Linked DNA regions of Homo sapiens: region 2 is linked to region 1. Evidence: chromatin loops called from intact Hi-C (ENCODE). Cell type or tissue: endothelial cell of umbilical vein. All regions are shown on one strand. Links, peaks and the distances in the headings refer to the core of each region. The heading gives the core; the rest is flanking DNA. Region 1 overlaps ZNF664-RFLNA (ZNF664-RFLNA readthrough). Region 2 overlaps ZNF664-RFLNA (ZNF664-RFLNA readthrough).

The links. Peaks named below come from ENCODE experiments on the same cell type or tissue, not always from the same donor. Only the 100,000 strongest peaks of a DNase experiment are listed, where the experiment ranks them.
Region 2: a loop joins it to region 1, with 4 times the contacts of the local background. A loop is called at or near these places in 1 of 110 quality-filtered maps.

What each region holds. Positions count from the first base shown.
Region 1 is chr12:124,051,867-124,056,258 of GRCh38, reverse strand. The region is part of intron 2 of ZNF664-RFLNA (ZNF664-RFLNA readthrough); the gene reads right to left. Among named protein-coding and RNA genes, the nearest start is that of ZNF664-RFLNA, 81 kb to the right of the region's middle. In endothelial cell of umbilical vein, for the core only: a CTCF peak has its summit at 2,221; a DNase peak (open chromatin) is centred at 2,198; H3K27ac peaks cover 357 bases.
Region 2 is chr12:124,109,052-124,113,443 of GRCh38, reverse strand. All of the region lies in intron 2 of ZNF664-RFLNA (ZNF664-RFLNA readthrough), which reads right to left. Among named protein-coding and RNA genes, the nearest start is that of ZNF664-RFLNA, 140 kb to the right of the region's middle. RefSeq lists an enhancer at 2,540-3,041. In endothelial cell of umbilical vein, for the core only: no CTCF peak of the experiment used is centred there; DNase peaks (open chromatin) are centred at 2,283, 2,593, 2,763 and 3,483; H3K27ac peaks cover 2,331 bases.

The sequences.
Region 1 (4,392 bases), core at 205-4,204:
GCAGTGAGCTGAGATCGTGCCATTGCACTCCAGCCTGGGCATCTCAAAAATAAAAATAAAAATATAAAATATAAATAAAGCCTAAACTTAGAACTGGCATGCCGTCACTTCCAATAAGCAGAAAAATCAGAAATTCTTGACAACACTGTTTGAGAGCCCTGATCTGTCCATGCTTGAAGCAGTTATAACTATCCTGGACTTTTCAGTTATATGAGCCAGTGGTTTTTAACCTAAAGTCAGTTGAGTTAGGTTTTCTAACATCTTTAAACAAGCAGGTTCATATTACAGGGATCACAGGTCTCTCTCTCTCTCTCTCTCTCTATTGTTCTTTTAGGATAAGTAAGGCTGAAAGTTGGACTAGAGATACAGGCAACTAGTAATAAGTTATTGAAGTTTACAAAAGAAAACGCCCATGAAGTATTGCAGCGGATAGGAAAGGAGGGAAGGCTTCAGGATACAGCCCCGCAAAATAAGCGCCAACTCCTGACACCCTGTTAAGGGTCCCCACAGAGGCCCACCTAAATGCCCATCTCCTTTAGATAGAAATATCCTATGCTTTCCTGAAACTAGACTATTGGATGTTCCCCAAACAAAGCCCCCTCTTACCCATTTTGTTTAACAAACCATTTATTAAACACCGACTGTATGTGATGCACTGTGCTAGGTTCTAGGGATGGGAGGGAGGGCAAGATAGATGAGGTCCTTTTCATGGTACAAATAGTGAAGCTTGGATGGCTGGCCTCAAACAAGCGATATCCGTAAATGTGGTGCGTGTCCTAATAACAGCACATTCGGCAGAATGAGACTCAGGGAAGAGGTCCCACATTTTCACTGGTCAAAACCTATTCATCTGTCCTAAGAGACACCACTTGCTATAACAAACCACCCCAGCAGCTCAGTGGCTGAATTCTATCTTCTCTTACATCATAGTGTGATGTGGGTTGGGTAGCTCTCCTGGACAGCTCTTTTCAACAAGCACTCAAGGATACTGGCTTCTACCACTTATCTTAAACATGTGGGCTCTGTGTGGAAGAGAAAGGGAAAGCTTGGATGGCCACACAAGGGGTGTTACAGTCAGACATGGAAGTGGCATATTTCTTTTTTTCTTTTTTCTTTTTTTTTTTGAGACAGAGTTTCACTCTTATTGCCCAGGCTGGAGTGCAATGGCGCAATCTCAGCTCACTGCAACCTCCGCCTCCCAGGTTCAAGCAATTCTCCTGCCTCAGCCTCCCGAGTAGCTGGGATTACAGGCATGTGCCACCACGGCCGGCTAATTTCGTATTTTTAGTAGAGATGCGGTTTCTCCATGTTGATCAGGCTGTTTCGAACTCCCGACATCAGGTGATCCACCTGCCTCAGCCTCCCAAAGTGCTGGGATTACAGGTGTGAGCCACCGCGCCTGGCCGGAAGTGGCATATTTCACTTCCACCACTTCTGACTGGCTCTATCGCATGGCCCAGCCACGTGACTCTAACCTCATTGCAACACAGGCCCGGGAAGAGAAAATGGGATGGGTGGGCATCCGGCCCGTCCCTGCAGTGTCATCTTTCAAGGTCTGCCTCCAGTGCCACCAGCTCCACGGAATGGGAGATATCCCGTCCCCTGAAGGAAGGTCCCTCCCTCTTCTCACTTGCTCTGCACTTTACTGGTGACTGTGATGGGCTTCACTTTCTGTTTTGGCCATTTGTGAGTCTGTCTGTCCCCTCCTAATTAGATGGAACCCTCTTGAGGGCAGAGATCCTGTCTAAGTCGCCTTAGCGTCTCCCATAGTATCTGCCACGCTCACGGATGGTGGGCAGCCCACATGTTTATGTGCTGAATTGAGGATGGCAAACCGCCATCACTGGTTTGAACCGTAGAGTAAAAGTTGAAATGTTCTTTTCCCATTTCTTCTCTCAGGCCACCCTGAGACCAATTCTCATTCTAAAAATAATTGCAGTGTCTTTTAAAGGGGAGATTTCTATGTGCCTATAAAATCCCACCATTGACATTTATACCTATGTTCCGTTTCTTTCTACAATTCATTATATTTTTCCACTCTTTACTTCTAGCGAATGGAAAGTGGGTTTAAAAATAGACCAGTGTATTACAGGAAAATTCTCGATCCTAGAAAAAACAGAGAGGGCCACTTCAAAGGAAGTGAGTGGAGCTGCTCTCCTGCGGGCTTGGAGGTTGAAGGACCTTTGTTTCTCATGCGTTGTGCTTGACTGCCCCCTTGCTGGTACGCAGCAATCACGGCCTGTTCTAGCAGAGAGAGGGGGGTTTTGAAGAAATAAGCTTCCCCGGAACTGCGTCCTGAAGCTGTCTGCACGGAAATATGTACAAAGGGAAAAGGAGGAGAAAGAAATGTGGAACAGATCTAGTTGATTCTCAGTTGGCATATCACAGGGAACGTTTTCTATCCCATTTCCCTGTTCAGCGCGAGAGGTGGGGGTTTTTCCTCTCTCCTTGCTGTCGCCTGCCTTTATTTTTCTGAGAGGCTTTTTCTGTTCACTTTACTCTCGTCCTGTTAAGCTGCCTCCCTCCACTCTCTCCTTGAAGCCAAAGACTCAATTCCACTCTGCCTCCTAGAGTTATGAAGACCTTGATTTTTTTTTTTTTTTTTTTAGACAGGGTCTCACTGTGTTGCCCAGGCTGGAGTGCAGTGGTGCAATCTTGGCTCACTGCAGCCTCAACCTCCCAAGTCCAAGCCAACCTCCCACCTCAACCTCCTGAGTATCTGGGACCACAGGCACGCACCACCACGCCTGGCTAATTTTTGTATTTTTTGTAGAGATGGGCTTTGCCATGTTGCCAGTTCAAGTTCAGGCTGGTGTTGAACTCCTGAGCTCAAGCCTGCCTCAGCCTCTCCCAAAGTGCTGGGATTATAGGAATGAGCTCCCCGCCCGGCCGAGACCTTCCTTGACTTTTAGAGCTGAAAAAAGACTAATCAGCAGCTTGTAGGGCTTTTTCATTTTATGGAGGGGGCATCCTGGTAATTCGTCTCTTCTTTTGTAGTTCAGAGAGCTTCCATTGGGGATTTTCAACTAAAATGCAGGACTGCAGAATCCAATTTGTGAAAAGGCTCTTAACCAGGACCTGGGAGGAGATTTTGGAGCTTGAAGGTTCCTTTCTAAGCTCAGGTTAATATATATAGGACTGAAAGCACCTCCGGAGCAGTGAGGTGTCTGGGGTCCAGACACAGGGAGATGGCGCAGGGGCACCCAGCACACGTTTCCACGTGCCCTTTCCCTTTCATCTTCTCCTCCACTAAAGACAAGGTAGGGCTGATATTTTCTTTCACTTAAAAGAAAACAGAATCCCGGGCGCGGTGGCTCAAGCCTGTAATCCCAGCACTTTGGGAGGCCGAGGCGGGTGGATCACGAGGTCAGGAGATCGAGACCATCCTAGCTAACACGGTGAAACCCCGTCTCTACTAAAAATACAAAAAATTAGCCGGGTGCGGTGGCGGGCGCCTATAGTCCCAGCTACTCAGGAGGCTGAGGCAGGAGAATGGCGTGAACCCGGGAGGCGGAGCTTGCAGTGAGCCGAGATTGCGCCACTGCACTCCAGCCTGGGCGACAGAACGAGACTCCGTCTCAAAAAAAAAAAAAAAAAAAAAGAAAAAGAAAACAGAATCTGTGGCCCTCAATCCATCATGGTAGCGCCGGGCTGGGAGCCGTCCTTTGACACGTTCATCTGGGGTGTTGGGGACTCAGGAGACAAAACGACTTCCCCCGCCTGTTATGGAAATCCCAACAACCCCTGGAGATATGAATGCCTCTTGGGAGGGGAAAATCATACCGAAGGATCAATTTGATTTCTTCATCACCAGAAAATTAGATCCCTGATGACTTGGTGTGAGTGTCCTGGAGACTCTTCGTCTGCACCTCTCCCACAGCCCAAGCTAAAGCCACCTCCCCATCCCTCAAAACCTGTCGTTTCATGGAAGCAAACAGATTTAGCAAGAGTTTTTTCAGTCCTCACTAAATGTTTTTTTCTAAACAGTCACTTTACTAGGAAGTGAAATACTAATGTCTTCACCTAACTCAACCACCTGGACCAAAGAGTAACTGAGTGAAGCCATTTCCCGAGAGATGGGAGGCAGCCTTCCTTCCATCTGCAGCATGTATTCAGACACAGACTTACAGGTCACATTTCCACAACGTCTACAAAAGCCCCAGAGGAAAGAATTAACGGGGAAAACAAGTGTTTAATTCTTCAAGTTAAGAACAACCACACACACACACATACACACACAGGCCTACGGGAAAAAACACGCATTATGCCTAAACCATTAGATAAACACCACTTCCTCTTCCAGTTATTTGAAATCCAAAAGATCTAATTATTGGATTTTCTTGCATTAGCCTGACTCCTTAAAGGAAGGAGCCAAATAAATAAAACTGAATT
Region 2 (4,392 bases), core at 290-4,289, 57 kb before region 1:
GAAGAGCACCTACCCTCCATCTCTCAATGACAGGAATGTCTAAGAATTTGTAGATATGTTTTCAAAAGATCAGAATTTTTAGCATCACAGATAATCACAGTAATGCCCAACCTTTGTTCCATTTTTTCTTTTTCCTTCTTTTTTTTTTTTTTTTTAATTTGAGATGGAATCTCACTCTGTCACCCAAGCTGGAGTGCAATGGTGTGATCTCGGCTCACTGCAACCTCCACCTCCCAGGTTCAAGCGATTCTCCTGCCTCAGCCTCCCAAGTAGTTGGGATTACAGGTGCCCACCACCACGCCTGGCTAACTTTTGTATTTTTAGTAGAGACGGGTTTCACCATGTGGGCCAGGATGGTCTCAATCTCCTAACCTCAGGTGATCCACCCACCTCAGCCTCCCAAAGTGCTGGGATTACAGGCACAAGCCACTGCGCCCAGCCTCTCTTTCTTTCATTCTCTTATTTCTTCTTTTTCTTCATTTATTCAATGATATTTACTGAGCAACTGCCAAGTGCTGAGCACTGGAAACATGGAGTCATGGGGTGAACAAGACCCTAGCTCCTGTCTGCTTGGAACGCAGAGTCTAGAAGAAGAAACAGATAATCAAATAATCTAATGATAAGTGTATCATTACAAATCAAGACCAATGCTCTGGGACAGAGATTGCCAAACTTTTCTATAAAGAGCCGGACAGAAAGTATTTTAGGTTGTGTGAGCTATACAGTGTCTGTTGTAACTACTCAACTCTGCAAGAAGCAGCCATAGGCAATACAAAAAAAAAAAAAATGAGCATCACAGTGTGCAAATAAAACTTTATTTATGCTGGGCACGGTGGCTCACGCCTGTAATCCCAGCACTTTGGGAGGCTGAGACAGGTGGATCACGAGGTCAAGAGATCGAGACCATCCTGGCCAACATGGTGAAACCCTGTCTCTTCTAAAAACACAAAAATTAGCCAGGCGTGGTGGTGCGCACCTGTAGTCCCAGCTACTCAGGAGGCTGAGGCAGGAGAATTGCTTGAATCCAGGAGGCGGAGGTTGCAGTGAGCCAAGATCACGCCACTACACTCCAGCCTGGCAATAGAGCAAGACTCGGTCTCAGAAAAACGAACAAACAAACAAAGAACTTTATTTACAAAAACAGGTGGAGGGCCAGATTTGGCCCAATGGATGTAGTTTGTTTACCTCTATTCTGGAGGAAAGGAACATTTTTCTATCAAGATGTGTAACAAAGAAGCTTGATGTACTTTGGGATGGGGAGTCTTTCCCTGAGGAAGTGACTTTTGAATAAGTAGGCGTTAACCAGGTGAAGGGGTGCATGGATGGTGGCAGGCAAGTGGAGGGAGAATCATCGAACACTGGAAAAAGTTTTAAAGAGTCAGTTTAGACAGAGGGGAGAAGGCTCAGGGGAAACTGCCAAGAAATGAGACTGGAGAGAGGTAGACTGTGGCCAAATCACACAGTAATCATGTTAAAATGTCAGGGGTTTTGATCTCAAAAGCAATGGAAAACCAATGAAGGATTTTAAGGCTTAAAAAAAATGATTTATGTGTGATTTTTTTTCCCTTAATTAGGACACATACTGACCTAACTGAATGGACTGGGGTTGCATTTTCTGGCAAAAAATGAGTTGAAGATGGGCTGGGCACAGTGGCTCACACCTAAAACAACTATAATCCCAGCGCTTTAGGAGGCCGAGGCGGGTGGATCACCTGAGGTCAGGAGTTCGAGGCCAGCCTGGCCAAAATATAGTGAAACTCCATCTCTACTAAAAATACAAAAATTAGCTGGGTGTGGTGGCCCACGCCTGTAGTCCCAGCTACTTGGGAAGCTGAGGCATGAGAATCACTTGAACCCAGGAGGCGGAGGTTGCAGTGAGCCAAGATCGTGCCACTCTACTCAAGCCTGGGTGACAGAGCGAGACTCCTATAAAAAATTCTCTTAAAAAAAAATTAAAGATGAGAGTGTGATGGCAATGCTGGAGAGATGAGGTATCACATTTTGGTGGTCTTTATAACCTCGCAGGAAGGTCACGGGAATAGTCACACATTCCAAGGGATCAAAAAGTGTGGAAAGTACTTTTTCACGCTATTATCGTGCTATTCATACATAAGGTCTTACTATTATTCAAGGTCGGTGCCCCAGAGGGATTCCTTGCATAATTAACTAATTGGTCTCACATTTCTTGCCGTGGATTTTGATTTTTTTTAAGTATTTGGCTCCAAAGGTTTTTAAACTATTCTGTTTCATGGTGTTAATTTTTCCATTGTCTAGACAGCTGGAGAGTCAGATAGGATTATCAAGAGGAAACAGCCGATTTATGACCAAAAGTCAACCTTTTCAGCCAATGGAATTTACATATTAATGACATTGTGGCAGCTGTCATAAGAAAACTTGTAAAAACCAAACCTTTCACATTTGTGCATTTCTGAAACTGGCATTGGGCAGATGTTTTGCATTTTTAATACACATGAAAGACCCTTTAATAAAACCACGGAAGAAAGAGATTGATGAGCGTGTGCCTGGTGGTGGGACAGTGGCAGCTCAAGTTTAAAAGACACATCAACCAACTTTCTGGAATCTTATAAGACATAAGATGAAAGGGGCCCAGGAGTCCTATGGCCACTTTTCAAGCTTTGACAGAATCAAAATACAGAAAGATGAGCCCATTAGAGCTGGGTCATAAAACCAAATTCAGAGTAAGAGGGAGCCTCAGAGGCCACACTGCTTCCTGGTTGTACCTGCTTCCACATTCCTCCCAAATGGGCAATCCACTTATGTAAATATCTCTGTTGACAAGGAATTCACTGACTTCCTAAATGAAACAACTTCTTCCTTCTATAGACTCACTGTCTTCTTTGAAATTCTTACTCACTGGTCCCAGATCTGGCCTCTGAGGTCAGTAGGATATGCCTGGCCCCTCACATAGTGTTCTACTGTGATACCCTCTGAAACAGGTAAAATATTCTTAGTTTCATTCACAATTTGTCTTAAGACACAGCCTTTTCATCAAGAAGACCCTCTCGGTTGGCACTGAGTTTGGCTGCATGGATGGACACTTGCGCCCAGTGGTTGCCACTCTCCTGCTAAAAACTTCACTTTGTTGTCCATTGCAACAGGATAAACTCCAAACTCAGTAACCCAGACTGACATTATGCATGTGAAATAGGCTGCAATAGGCTGCATAGTAAGTGCTCCATAAGCATTAGTTCTCATCCATTCAGTCATGTATTCATTCATTATGGCATGAATGTGAACTAACAAGGGATTCTCTTTCTTATAAAATGAGTTTAGGCAGTTACTTCATGATCCTATCAATATCTCAGGCCCCTTCTATCTTTCTCCCTCCCTATCTATTATTGAGAATGTCCCTTCAAAGTCACAAGATGGCCGTTCCACCTCCAGCCTCATGTCCCTGCTTGAAGCAAGAAAAAACAGTGACAAAAGGAAGAAGTGTTGCTTAAATAAGGAAAGCAAAACAATCTCAGAAGGCGCCTTTGGCTTTCCACTTACAGCTGATTGGCCAGAGCTGTGCCATGTGATCACCCCTAGGCACAAGGGAGCCTGGGAAATGTAGTTTCACTAGCTAGAATAGGGAAGAACGATGTTGGGTAGGCAACTAGTAGTTCCATGTTTGCTAAAACCTCTTCTGATAATATGCCTCTAGAAGTCAGGGGTCCAGAATTGGGCAACATGTCCCAGACATGGTCTACACAATCAGAATATAAAAATGAGATGGCTCGGCCGGGCGCGGTGGCTCACGCCTATAATCCCAGCACTTTAGGAGGCAGAGGCGGGCGGATCACGAGGTCAGGAGATCGAGACCATTCTGGCTAACACGGTGAGACCCCGTCTCTACTAAAAATACAAAAAATTAGCCGGGCGTGTTGGTGGGCATCTGTAGTCCCAGCTACTCAGGAGGCCGAAGCAGGAGAATGGCATGAACCCGGGAGGCAGAGCTTGCAATGAGCCGAGATCGCGCCACTCCAGCCTGGGCGACAGAGCAAGACTCCGTCTCAAAAAAAAAAAAAAAAAGAGATGGCTCCTAACTCTGGACTTGGATTAATTCATAGGGACTTGGACTGGAATTCCAACTCTAGTATTTACTACCTGTGTGACCTTTGTCAATTTACTTCTTCTTTCTAAATACCAGTTGTTTCATTTATAAACTGAAAAGAATCGTGAAACGTTGCAAAGCCACCATGGGAATTAAACAAGATTGATTATAATCAATGACTAGCACATAGTAGGTACTCAATACATGTTCGTTTTCTTCCTTTATCTGGATCCAGACAAACTATGTCCAGGAAGTGGCACAGGAACTTCCTTGTTTGGTTGCATCTTTTCTCTTAATTTGGCACCAACTCCTGTCCTGTCATCATCTCTCCTCTA